Regions from separate parts of the Mus musculus genome. Here region 1 is linked to region 2. Evidence: chromatin contacts called from ENCODE Hi-C or POLR2A ChIA-PET data. All regions are on one chromosome and are shown on one strand. The core of a region is the stretch at or near the end of the contact, and the rest is flanking DNA. Distances in the headings are between cores, read along the strand shown. Region 1 holds the start of Pdcd6 (programmed cell death 6). Region 2 holds the start of Zfp825 (zinc finger protein 825).

Evidence for each region. Hi-C counts contacts between places; a loop is a spot of excess contacts on that map. ChIA-PET counts read pairs that join two places held with the same protein, here RNA polymerase II (POLR2A).
Region 1: POLR2A ChIA-PET joins it to region 2 with 13 read pairs in embryonic stem cell. The contact joins the promoter of Pdcd6 here to the promoter of Zfp825 in region 2. A Hi-C loop is called at or near these places in 1 of 37 maps with a recorded cell type or tissue (T-helper 1 cell). POLR2A ChIA-PET finds 5 or more read pairs at or near these places in 4 of 5 experiments (Patski and embryonic stem cell).

What each region holds. Positions count from the first base shown.
Region 1 is chr13:74,314,978-74,322,024 of GRCm38, reverse strand. Pdcd6 (programmed cell death 6) reads left to right here and starts at 4,699. Exons shown (of 6, transcript NM_011051.3): 1 at 4,699-4,918; 2 at 5,634-5,695. The coding sequence starts at 4,818.
Region 2 is chr13:74,492,708-74,498,998 of GRCm38, reverse strand. Zfp825 (zinc finger protein 825) reads left to right here and starts at 5,038. Exons shown (of 5, transcript NM_001377115.1): 1 at 5,038-5,149.

The DNA.
Region 1 (7,047 bases), core at 3,450-5,949, 180 kb after region 2:
ATACAGTGCTCATCACTACTAGAAAAGGACGGGCTTTGGTATACACAGCAGCATGGATGAATCTCAATGCTATTGACAAGGGTAAGAAGTCAAGAAGGTACACACTGATTGCACTTGAAGTCTAGAAACTGCTAACTGACATGTAATAACAGAAGATCAGTAGCTCTATGCAGATTTGGAAAAGGAGGAAGAGGTCCCTAAGATTAGGAGGAAAGCTTTATGTGATAATTATGTTTGTTATTTTCTGCTAATTATACCTCAAAACTTAAAAAAGAAGGAAGAGGAGGAAGAAGAGGAGGAAAGAGAGGAGGAAGAAGAGGAGGAGAGAAAAGCTATACGAAAGCCAGTGTATTAGTCAAGTTTCCATTGCTGTGAACAGATACCATGACCAAGACAACTCTTATAAAGGATAACATTTAATTGGGGCTGGCTTACAGGTTCACAGGTTTTGTCCATTATCATCAAGGTGGGAGCATGGCAGCATCCAGGCAGGCATGGCACAGGAGGAAATGTCAGTACATGAGTTCTACATTTTGATCCGAAGACCACTAGGAGAAGACTGGCTCCCACATGGTTAGGAGGAAAGGCTCAGGGCTTATCCCCACAGCGACACACTCCAACAAGGCCATACCTACTCCAAGTGCCACTCCTTGGGCCAAGCATATTCAAACCACCACAGGCAGACATGATGCTGCTTGCCTATTCTCGCAGCACTTGAGACGGTGAGACAGGAGATTGCCCCATGTTGGAGGCCAGCTAGGTCTACCTAGCAAGACTTTGTTTCCAAAAAACAATAAAAGATTCCTCACCTATAAAATTGGTAAACACTGTAAACAACACACAAAGTGATGGTATGCAAGGACTCTTGTACATGGCCGATGGGAATGCAAATCACTACAGCTTTGGTAGACGGGAATTTGGCAACATCTAACAAAACTACTTAAGCATTTGCTCTTTGTCTCAACAGTTCTAGGACTCTACTTAAGAAACGAAATGAGCTTTAAGATTGAGTCTTCAGGAAAATGGAAGTGGAGCTCATATTTTTCATAATCCAATTAAAGGGCAGGATGAAACTTAAGCAGGGCATGGTGGCACATACCTGTAATCTCAGAACTCAAAGCTGAGGCAGGAGAATCTTAGTTTAATGCTTTGTCTGTGTAGAGAATCTTTACATGCTGTGTGGAAGCATTATCTTCAATAACACCTATGGCCAGTGAGCCAAAGCAGAAATAGAAAGGTGGGACATCTGACAGGGAGAGAGAGAAGTCTCAAACAGTGAGGCATATGAGAGATGCCTTATATGGAAGAGATGGTTGCATAAATCTGAGGAGAGGTAACTAATTATGTTGAAGACATAGACTAATTTATGTCATATAAGTAACTAGCTAGTCAGGGAATATGCCAAAGCTTATGGCCTAATCATTTATTAGTAAACAATTGGTCTCAGAGTCATTATTTTTGGGAACAAAGTGGCTGGGAGTGAAAGCCACAGTTCTAACCATTTATTGTCTTTTTAATATTAAAAACAACAGTTCCTTCCTGGGGGATCAGTGATTCATCTATAGTGGAGGTACTGTAAAGCTGAGAGAAGGAATGAGGAAGATCTTAGATGTGGTCTGTGCCTGTTTTTCCAGTACTCTGGAGGCTGATGTGTGAGGATAAAAAAATTGAGATGTGACTAGAGAGATAGTTTAGAGGTTAAAAGTTCATACTTTTCTTTCAGAGAACCTGAGTCCCCCATTACATGGGGTAGCTCATAACTATCTTTATTCTCAGGGGTATCCTCTGTTCTCCTTGGGTACCTGCACTTAGGCCCACACTCACACAGACACATACATAATTAAAAATAATGAAAATTAAAAAGAAAGTTTAAACATAGCTTGTGCTATATAGAAAGAATCTCACGCAAACACACATAAAGCAAATGCTTCATATAACATAAATGTATGCTTGTTTGTTTGCTTTAAAAAACAAACCAACAAAAACACCAGCAAGGAGAGAAACAGAAGATTGACCTGCATTATTGCACCAGGAATTTCAGTTCCTAAGCTGCTGGTTGCACCCCAAAATTTGTATTTCTAGAATGACCAAGGAATTTGAAAATTCTAGAATGACATGGCCTACCAGAAGGCAGGATAGCAAGTGGGAAGTTGTGGCTACTGAGTACCATGGCTCCATTCAGAACATTTAATGAGTATGCAAAGCTTTATGGGAGTGCTAGACTGTCAGAGCAATAGTGAAGCTTAGTACTTGAAACACAATCTCCTGCAGCATAATATGGTGATGGTTTCCTAGTAATCACAAATGTAAATTTCTATAATTCACTAATGAGCTAGGAATCAGAATCTTTCAAAATGCAGGTCTCAGAACTTCAAAAATTAAACATTGTAAAAGCAGCAGCAAATCAGGTGAGTAAAGAAAGGTGCCAGGTATAATGGCCCCTTGAAGGAAACAAAAAGACACATTCAGACTTGCACTGAGCAATGCTTTGTCATAGTTACATGTAGCTGGTTACGTTTTAATTAGCTTGAAATTTGAACTGACTTCAATTACACTAGTCCATCTCAGTTCTCTGTAGCCTCATGTGACAAGTGGCTATGTCAGTCCAAGTATATCAGAACCAGTTCATCTTGGGCCAGTGGTGCTTTGTGGACGTTTGCTGCTCCCTCACACCATCTAGCGCACATTTGACACACTCATCAATACTCACTAAGAAGCTTGAGTTACATAAAGAGTGATAGGTTCTCTTTAGTATTAAATTCAAACCAGAATTTTATTGGAGCCAAGTGACAGTTTTAACACTAGAGAAAGAAGGGTGTGCTGAGCATATTTGGCTATCAGGAAAAGTTAACTGAAAATTTGTCTTCCATGTGCAAATGTTCAGGGTGCATTCCACCAGTAAGCAAAGGAACCAATGTGGCTTAGAGGTACACTTAAATTAGATATGTATAAGAACACGCATGCGTCTGTACACATACAAAAAGATCTTTATGCAAAAGATATGACAATGACTTACCCATTTCATGCACCTCAGCTCCCAGAAAGAGCCAATGTTTAGAAAAGTTCTAAAGGAAAACAATTTTGTGTATATAGTAGCTCAAAGAAGTAGCTCAGAGAATTAGGTTAAAGGAAAGAGTGGCCCAATATGCAGACACATGATATGATTAACATCATAGGAGGACAGGGTTATCTCATTTATTTCTCTACTGGAAAGCTTAGAACAGACCTGGTTAAGAGGAAACTAAACCTGAGATAGGGCAAGGAGATAGATGGTGGCACCTGGAAGACAACTACCTGTAAGCTGTTGCAGAAGGTGGTCTCTTTGGGACTGGACCTTTATAGCATTCCAAAGTCAGCAAACAGCTGGTAGAGTCCCGGATTCAGCAGCCTCGGGTCTGCTGAAGTTTCTCTGTACTGGAAAACTTCCAGTTCAAGTAGGAAAATTATGATTAATATTTTTGTATTTCTGGTAAAGAGAAAAGGAGCCAGAGAGAGGACAGAATAAAAATAGATCTCAGATTCTAAATAAAAGAACCAGAAAAGTCTAAAAGATTATTCAAAAGTGAGATGAACAGTTTATGAGAAATTATAAAAAATGAATTCGCCAAATCCTGGAAAAAAAATCTACCTTTCTTAAAGAATTTTGTAGATTTTGAGGTAAATGTCAAAGCTATAAGATGTTTCTTTGAGCAATTTGAAAGTCTCTTAAGATGTCCTAAGAACAAGAGAAATGGAGCAGAAAACGATACAGTTGGGACTTGATCAGATCTATAGCTGTGCTAAATAATGGATGATTATCCACATGGAAGTTTCAGATGTACAAGGCCATACTCTTGGCCCTTGGTCTCTTCACCCTCTTCTTTAGTTATGGGGTAAACAAACCCCCCATAAAGACAGCATAGCAGTTCTTATTATAAGTCTGTCCCTGGATGAGGACTACAGGAAGGCTGGAATAATCCTATGGCAGAACGGAGTAATCTGTATCTTGAGCTATTCACAGTATTCAGATTTAGGTGGAAGGATGGCCTGACAGCCCGTGAATGTGACCGGTTGGTAGTTGCCCCAATGCTATGCATTTTCCCATTTAGGGACATTCCAAACTATAAAAGCACCATAGAATTAGTATCTAGAACGAAAGAAGGAATACTTATAATTAAAAGGAGTAACCACCAAAAGTACAGAAGTCCAAGTAAGGGGTGGAGAAAACACAGCTCTCACCTCAGGACCAAACCTCACTCGGGCCATTTACAAATGAAGTCACTGCAAACCTAGGGAGGCTGGGCATAAACCGATATAAGCAAGTGGGAAGGCAAGAAGGTGTAGTATGGACAGACGGACAAACTCCAGAGTGCACAAAATGCACTTTGCGTTTCCGCCGAGGACTTCATGCGGTTGGTGCACATCACATTCGCACTAAATACTAATGCAGACGTAAAGGGAAGCCGTCGGTCCAAGTGAAAGCTTTCACCACTTTCCGTTACAGGTCGAGGCGTTTTGTAAGCTTGGGTCGGCCCCTCATGGCGTGGTCTCTTCTGAGCTCACCCGCCGCAGCTTCGGGCTGAGACACACAGGAGGGCGGAGCGGGGTGGGGCTGAAAAGGAAAGGGACACCCAAGGCCGGGCAAGAGTAGGAGGCGGAGCTCAGACTAACCCCAAGGCCCTCCAGACGTTGCGTGGCAACGGACCACGCCTGCCAAGTGACTCAAAGGTGCGCGCTTCCGTTGTTCCCAGGAAGTTGTGGGCTCCTGGTCCTGCCCCATAACTGAGGCGGAAGCATAGCTTGTGGAGCTGGGCCGCGTTGCCGCTGTGCATCAGCCCATGGCTGCCTACTCCTACCGCCCAGGCCCGGGTGGTGGCCCCGGCCCTGCTGCTGGAGCTGCACTGCCAGACCAGAGCTTCCTGTGGAACGTCTTCCAGCGGTAAGGCCAGCGCCGCTCAGCTCCTTCGGCCCTTGGGTCGGTCCTCAGTTTTCAGGGCCTATTCTCCAGTCCTCCCTCTCCCCAGCCCTTCATCCCCCGACCTCCTTCCCAGTCCTTCCTACTCCCCTCCATCCCCGACTTTCTCTCTTCTACAATAGCACAGGGTTCAGGGTCATGTTGGCAGTGACTTTGCCCAGGGCCGAAGGGCGCGGAACAGTCGCCCTACAGGGTCAGGTGCTTGCGTTAGAAACAGGACAAATCTTGAATCAGGAAAACGGCATCAGTGAAAAGAGCTGGCTGCTATTGCATGTCTTCTGTCCCTGGCCGTCCTTCTGAATGACTGATTGTCTTTCCACTGACTCGTGCCAAAGAATGACTTATTCGTCCTAGAGAATCTTTCTTTACCTATTATGATGAACTGGTGCAGGTATAAATTAAGCAGACTTGAAGAGCTAACAGAAAGCTTGAAAGGAATAGAGAAAAGATGACTCAACCCCTCCTACTGCTTCTGGTTGTTCATTAGTCTCTGGCACACCTGGGGGCGTGTGACATTCCAGCTGAGCAAAGAGGAAGGTCTGGCCAGAGTAACATTCCAGACCTAGTGTAGATTGATGAAAATGATGTCTTGGCTATGTTTTATTTTTAATACTTCCTTTACATTTAATCACCAGCTTACCTGTTTTCTGTTTGTTTGTTTGTTTGTTTGTTTTTGTAGGGTTGATAAAGACAGGAGTGGAGTGATTTCAGACAATGAGCTTCAGCAAGCATTATCCAATGGTGAGTTGAAGCCTGATTCATTCACAGTAAGCAGTTTCCTTCCTGGAATTATTTCCAAAGAAGTCCTTAAGACTAAATTGCCATTACCGGTATAAGGTAAAGGTGTTTGCTAAGCTTCTGTGTTTGTATTTTCTTAATTATCATTGCTGCCTTACCGAGCTCCAGAACAAATGTATGTGAGCCTCTGAAATGGGAGCTATAGTGTAGACCTTGCCCAAGAGTGAAAAAGGTTAGCTCTGTGCAACAGAGGTCCCTCACTTATCTAGAAGGCCTTTGACCTGCTATCAGTCTTAGCAACTGTTCTGAAGAGGATCATCGGGGACACTGACAAATTGTCAGGTGACATTTAGAAGTAATTGCTTAGTTTTTGAAAGGCTTCAAGATGGTCCTTAGGTACTTTTGTGGAAGTATGTTTGCTATAAGAACTGCTAAAACTTGCCGGGCGGTGGTGGCGCATGTCTTTAATCCCAGCACTCAGGAGGCAGAGGCAGGCGGATTTCTGAGTTGGAGGCCAGCCTGGTCTACAAAGTGAGTTCTAGGATAGCCAGGGCTATACAGAGAAACCCTGTCTCGAAATAACAAAAAAAAAAAAACAAAAAAACAAACAAAAAAAACCCTGCTAAAACTTAAAAGAAGGGTGCACTGAGCTGGGGGTGCTGGAGAGATGGCTCAAAGGTCAAGAACACTGGCTGCTCTTCCAGAGGACCTGGGTTTAATTCCCAGCACCCACATGGCAGCTCACAACTGCACATAACTCCAATTCCAGAGGATGTGACACTCTCACACCAATGAGTGTAAAGTAGGATTATTTTTACTATAAAATACTATATTAATATTTTGTTGTATAATATGTTAACATACATTATGCACACACACATACATATACATATACATATAAACATTAAAACTCGGGGACCAGTTTAGGAAATAGAGATATGGGAGATGCTGTCAGCAGGAGCAAGGGGAGGTATTTGTATAATGTGAGGAACACTGTCTCCCAGGAGAATTGAGAAGATTGTGGCTTTTTTATGGAGCTCTTCATGGAGTCATGTTCTTGCTGGTGTTATTGTCATTAATCTTTAGTGGCGCCATTAGAGACAATTTTTTTTCTTTAAAATTTTTTATTTAATTTTGATATTTATTTTATTTGTATGAATGTTTGACCTGCTTGTATGTATGTAAGCGCACCAAGTGTATACCTGCTGCCCATGGAATATAGAAGTGGGCATCTGATCCCCTGGAACTGAAGTTATAAATGGTTGTAAGCCACCACGTAGTTGCTGAGGATCGAACGTGCATCCTGTGCAACAGCAACAAGTGTGCTAAACTCCTGGGCTGCCTCTCCAGCCTCC
Region 2 (6,291 bases), core at 3,789-6,288:
CATTTTGGCCTACTGACAGTGTCCTTTGCCATGCAGAAGCTTTGCAATTTTATGAGGTTCCATTTATCTATTGTTGATCTTAGAGCATAAGCCATTGGTGTTCTGTTCAGGACATTTCTCCCTGTGCCCATGAGATGGAGGCTCCTCCCCACTTTCTCTTCTATTAGTTTCAATGTATCTGGTTTTATGTGGAGGTCTTCGATCCACTTGGACTTGAGCTTCATACAAGGAGATACGAATGGATCAATTTGCAGTCTTCTACACGCTGACATCCAGTTGAACCAGCACCATTTGTTGAAAATGTTGTCTTTGTCCACTGGATGTTTTTAGATCTTTTATCAAAGATCAACTGACCATAGTTGTGAGAGTTCATTTCTGGGTCTTCAATTATATTCCTTTGATCAAAGGGCTCTTTTATGGAATTCATGTCCTCTGGTTTACATGGCCACTACAAATACCTGAGCTTCCATCCTTAGCTAATTTGAAGAAATGGTTATATGGCATGTATCATAACACTCCTATATTTGGTCTTTCCATATCTTCACATTTCTCACAAATCTTCCTGCCTTTCCATGAATTCAACACTGATATGCTATGGCAAGATGAATGATGAGTGAACTGGCAATATAGTCCTCTGCAAGGGAATATCTGTACTTTTTGGTGTTTGTACAAAGGCTCATTCTACATTTTTTAACTGATGAAACTGGAGATCTAGAAAGAGCAAGAATCATGTTACCTCAGAGAAAAATGCTTCTACAGGGCCAAAATATAACTAACTAAACAAAAAGATTCTGAAAATAAAACAGGAACTTGAATTCGGTATTTATAGTAGGAGTGTGTTATGTGCATGACATAACATATGCAGAAGTCAGACTGTTAGGACTATTATAATTTCTATTCAGGATGTAGTTAAGAAGATAATCAGGGCAGTATTAACTTATTATAGGAAGAGAATAGGAAAGAATACAATTTAAAAACCAATGTAAATGTTTGTGCTGGGTGTTAGAAGACTGATTTTTTTTGGCCTTGTAAGAATAGTAGTGTGCTGGAAACACTTGAGGAATTTTGGACCGATCAGTATAAGTTAATATTCAACCACTGGCTCTCCTCATTACAATATTGTGTGATATATGAAGAGTTAAATATGGAGGAAATATTTTTAGCATCATTATTAACATGAGTTATGTTATGTATGGTGAAATATGCTTCCACTATGAATTGGACTATATTCCAGAGCCCTTCAAAAAAGGATATAACTTGAATCAGCTGTTTGCTACCTTAGAACCCTTAATGAAGAATACATACCAGGGACTTTTGAAGTCCAAGTACATGGCATAAGATACCTGAATAATTCTACAAATCTGTTAAGTTTAATGCAAGAATATCCTGCATCACTTTTTTGTTTTTTTGTTTTGTTTTTGTTTTTGTTTTGGAGACAGGGTTTCTCTGTGTAGCCCTGGCTGTCCTGGAACTCACTCTGTATACCAGGCTGGCCTCAAACTCAAAAATCCGCCTGCCTCTGCCTCCCAAGTGCTGGGATTAAAGGCCTGGGCCACCTTGCCCAGCCCTACATCACTTTTAAATCAGGGAGCATTTGTGATTAGTGTACTGAAAGACACAATCTATTAGTGAGAAATACTCTTTGATAATGAGATAGTATTCTATATTTGGTATATAGCATTTAGACTTGGCCTCAGTATTTAAGAAGATTGCTCAGTTTTCCTCAGCTGTATATAGGCCCTGCTGTGCTGAAGTAACCCACATTCTTGTATTTTATATGGGATATTGAGATACATCCATTTATGGCAAAGGAAATCTGGAGTGAGAACTCAATATCTAAATAACATGTGACATGATCAAACATAACTTTTGAGGACTGCTGTCCCTTCAGGTGCTAAATAGACTGCATTTAAAGGGGATCATGTTTCATATTCAGCAAAATCAATTTCAGTTCATGTTCTACTAGGCCTGTTGGAAACCCAAGCCTAAGTCATCACTTGGGCTTCTAAATAACCTTTGTTTCTTCAAGCTTTGCTTTGTACTATTTTCCCTCTTAGTGAACATTTCTCGATACCCTTGAGTGGACTGAGTGTGACTTCCCTTGGAAGCTCTGAGGGAATCATCCCCATATTTTGACTCTCCTCAATGTAGACTGGACACAGGATAGAATTAAACTTAGATTACAGGCAGTTTGTTATAAATGTTCATCTGAAGACAGAGACTTTTATTCCATATGTATTTACCATAAGTGTCATACTTTAAGTGCCTTAAATGCCTCACTTATTCCTTCAGAACTTCCAAAGGCTTTGTAGGATTTTTTTAATTCTCATTTTTGGAAATTTCCAACCTAATCTATATATAAATCCTTCTTTATTAAAACTATTTCTTTCTTTCGATCATTCTAACATTTTATATTTGTTATATCATAAGATACAATAAGTTTAACAAATAAATTCACATTCTACTATGACAACATTTGTTCAGGGGTGGTGAACAAGCTATGTTTATCCCCTCTTTCTAAGTTCTCAATGGCACCACATCTCAAAATTATCATAGTTCAATGAAAGATGTCAGTGAATTCACTGGGTTTACATACACAAAATTGACAAGGTGTTTCTTATGAGACTGTGGATATTCTAAAATCAGTCACATTAAAAATGCCTTCCTCGGGCTGGAGCAATAGCACAGTTGTTAAGAGCATGTACTGCTCTTCCAGAGGACCTCAGTTCAATTCCCAGTAAGCACATGGTGGCTTGCAACCATCTGTAATGGAATCCAACACCCTCTTCTGGTGTGTCTGGGGACAGCTACAGTGTATATTCATGGACATAAAAAAAATAAATCTTAAAAAAAAATGCCTTACTAACACTTAGCTTATCCTTGTCTGTTGGGATCTGTGAGTATCAAATTCTTTGTTTCCTTTGTTAGTATGCCACTTTTGGAGGCATGTGGCTGGGAAAACTTTTAGGTTCTTTTGAGGAGCCATTAAATCTGTAAGGTAGAAGTTACTAGAATCAGAACAAAACAAAACATTAAGATGCAAAATGAATACTTTGTAAGTCTGATATTTCTTCTTTGTGTAATAGGGATACTATTGACTCGGTGGGACCATCAAGAATAATGGTGGCTACCATTTGATCTTGTGCCATGTGGTTATATTACTAACCTGGTAAAATTAAATGGCCTATGTTTTATGATATCATTATCAAAAAAAGACACCAAGTCCCATGATTGCTTACATTTTAGAGGATTCCTTAGGTGAAATTTAGAACAACCGAAGAAGTAGTGGGTTTCTGTTGTATGTGAACTGGGCCCCTGAGTAGAGTAAACCTATTTCCCATCAGGGAATTCCAGGTTCTTGCATAGCCCCCTTATGACTTTCCTTGGGGCAGGAAGGAAGATGCTGATACTATGAAAAAGAGGACTGGGAAGGCAGATGAGAGAAGAGACAGGAGCTGATTTCACATAGCACAGCAAAATCTTTGTGCTAACCCTGAGCCTAACCCTAAACCTGTAACCCTAACCACTCTAACCCTAATCTAAACAATCTTTATCTTAATTCTAACCCTCTAATCCCCTAACTCTAACCCTGTATCCTGTAAGGGAGTTTTCTTAATTATTTCTTTTGAAGTGAGAAACCCTTGCTATATCTTGGTCTTTTGAGAGTTTAAGATCCACCTTTAATCCAGGCTACACATTCTTTCTGAAACCTACATACATAAAGGACCTTAAACAGGAAAGTTCTTTCAAATTGTCTACTTCTTTCCCTATATTTTTTAGCAAGGTGTTTTGTTTGTTCATTCATTCGTTTTGTTTTGTTTCTAAACTGCATTAGTAAGTACGTATTTCTTCAGAATTATGGTAAGTTCTCAAGATCTGCTGAGATATCAAGCAATGTGAACTCAACAAGTCCTTGATTTTTCTTGTTTCCCTTGGCAATGAACGTGCTCAGCCATTATTGGGCTAGGAGGACCACTGTCTGTGAGACATTCTATTAATCCCCTTTCTACATACATAGAGAAATTCGTCCTATGAGATGAGGTACATTTATCTGTACTAATTAATACAAGTGTGGTTTGTCTCCACCCTGCCACTGAGGAAGATGCGCTGGCTAACAACAGTGCTCTACACTGTTTGTCATCTCTTTCCTGCTTTTCTCCCAAGGTTGTTTCATACCTTTTTGGTGAAAAGGACCTGCAGTTTCCCTGAAGCCAGCATCAAGCTACAAAACAAAACTCTTGTATCCTAAAATCCTCTTTCATATTAATATCCTGGGCATCCTTCCACTGGTGAGCCAGAATGATACCTCCACTCTCAGTTCATAAAAGGCTATCCACCTTGATTTCAGGAAGAAGGGAAAGTGCTGTGAGGAAAGCTCAAGCAAGCCAGGAAGTAGGTCATGGTGAGTGCAGGACCACTGTCAAAACGGGAAGTAGGGGGCAGCTGAACAGCCTGAGCTCCCAAGGCTTGGAGGATAGACACAAATGCTACTGGAGAGCAAGTCAGACCAGAGATCTGGAAAAGGTCTGACCCGGGACTGCAAGCTCTATTTAACCCTGAGGAGGGGTAAGACTCACTGGCCCATCAAGGCCCCCAGGCGGACCTGCAAGTCAGACAATGAGGGTTGTTTAGGGTGGCTTCCTGCCGGTTCGTTTTGTTGTGCAGGCATGAATAGTCCTTTCTGTCCTGCTTTGAGTACTGCGTTGGGTGCGGTGGGGGACCTTAAGCGAGCTCCGAAATTGAGACATGGTGAGTGCTAGATCACTGCCCACAAAGGGGAGGAGCAGGCGGATGAACAGCCTGAGCGACGATAGTGGATCCTCTTCCAGGGCTGCATGGGACCACAGATAGATGAGGCTCTAGGAGGACAGACACCAAAAGCTACCCGAATGCAAACGACTCCCGAGATCTGTAAAAGGACCTGCCCCGGACAGGAAGCACACTTTAAACTAGAGGAGGGGTAAGACTCGCTGGCCAATCAAGGCTTCCGGGCGGAACTGCCAGTCACACAACGACTCGGTTTCTTCCGGAAGCCTTACTGGAAGTTTGTTTTTTGCTGTACAGGCTTGAATGTTTCTCCGTGTCTTCTTTGAGCGCTGCTATTGGGTGCTGTGAGGGGACGTCAAGTAAGCTCCGTTTTTGAAACATGGTGAGCGCATGGTTACTGTCTATAATGGATAGGGGCAGGTGGCTGAGCAGTGGGAGCTGAGGTGGTGGGTCCTCTCTGGGGCTGGATGGGAAGCCTCAGCCAGATGTAACCAGATGTGGCCAATTGTGCGGACCTTTGTGATGCTCCTCACTTGCTAAAACAGGCGGTGAACTCTGAATAACATCAGTATCAGGGCTGAATCAGCTCAAAACATTAGGATTAGGGGCTTGCTTGTAGAAATATCACGGGCAGGATGCCAAACATGGAAAGCCCTAGTTTCTCTTGAATCTTCTATAAGTTTTGCCCCCAGCATTTACCTATTAAGTATAAGATCCATTTGTAGTTAATTTTGTGGAGCTGTTAAAAGGCATCTCATGTGTTGGGTAGCACTCCCATGTTAAGCTGAGATGTAGAAGAGTAGAATTGATGATGTAAAGGGTTTACCAAGCTTAGGAAATAGTGACAGTAAGTAGCATTTAGCTGATGGAGGACTGTGTCAAAAACACCCCACAGGTTAGTATGCTAAGCAGGCCGGTTAGAGACTAGGATGCTAGGATTCACATGTTAGCTCACCAGGTTTGTCTACACAGCTGGCTCCAAACTATAACAAAGGAGAGACAACTGTGATGTACAATCAGCCACTTGGCCCATGCTCAAAGCAAAAAGCAGGTCTGTAACAAGCTGCTCAATCCATCCTTAACAGAGTCACAACCAACATGAAGGCCTGGTGTGCCTAAAGCTCCCATTGTCTAATTGAGAAAAGCATTGTTCTGCCACTCCACTGGTTGACATCCATTTGAGAAGGAAAAACACCTATGTGCTTGCAGACAGGAGCTGAGCATGGCTGTCCTCTGAGAGTCTCTACCAGTAACTGAGACAGATGCAGATACTTACAGCCAACCAATGGACTCCAGTCAGGGACCCTATGGAAGAGTTAGGGGAAGGATTGAAGGAGCTATAGGGGATGCCAGTCCCTTAAGAAGACCTATAGTATCATGTAACCTAGACCCCCGGGAGCTCAGAGAGACCAAGCCATCAACCAAAGAGAATACATGGGCTGGTCCATGGTCCCAGGAACATATGTAGCAGAGGACTGCTAATCTGTACCGAATAGGAGACTATACACCTAATCTTGTAGACTT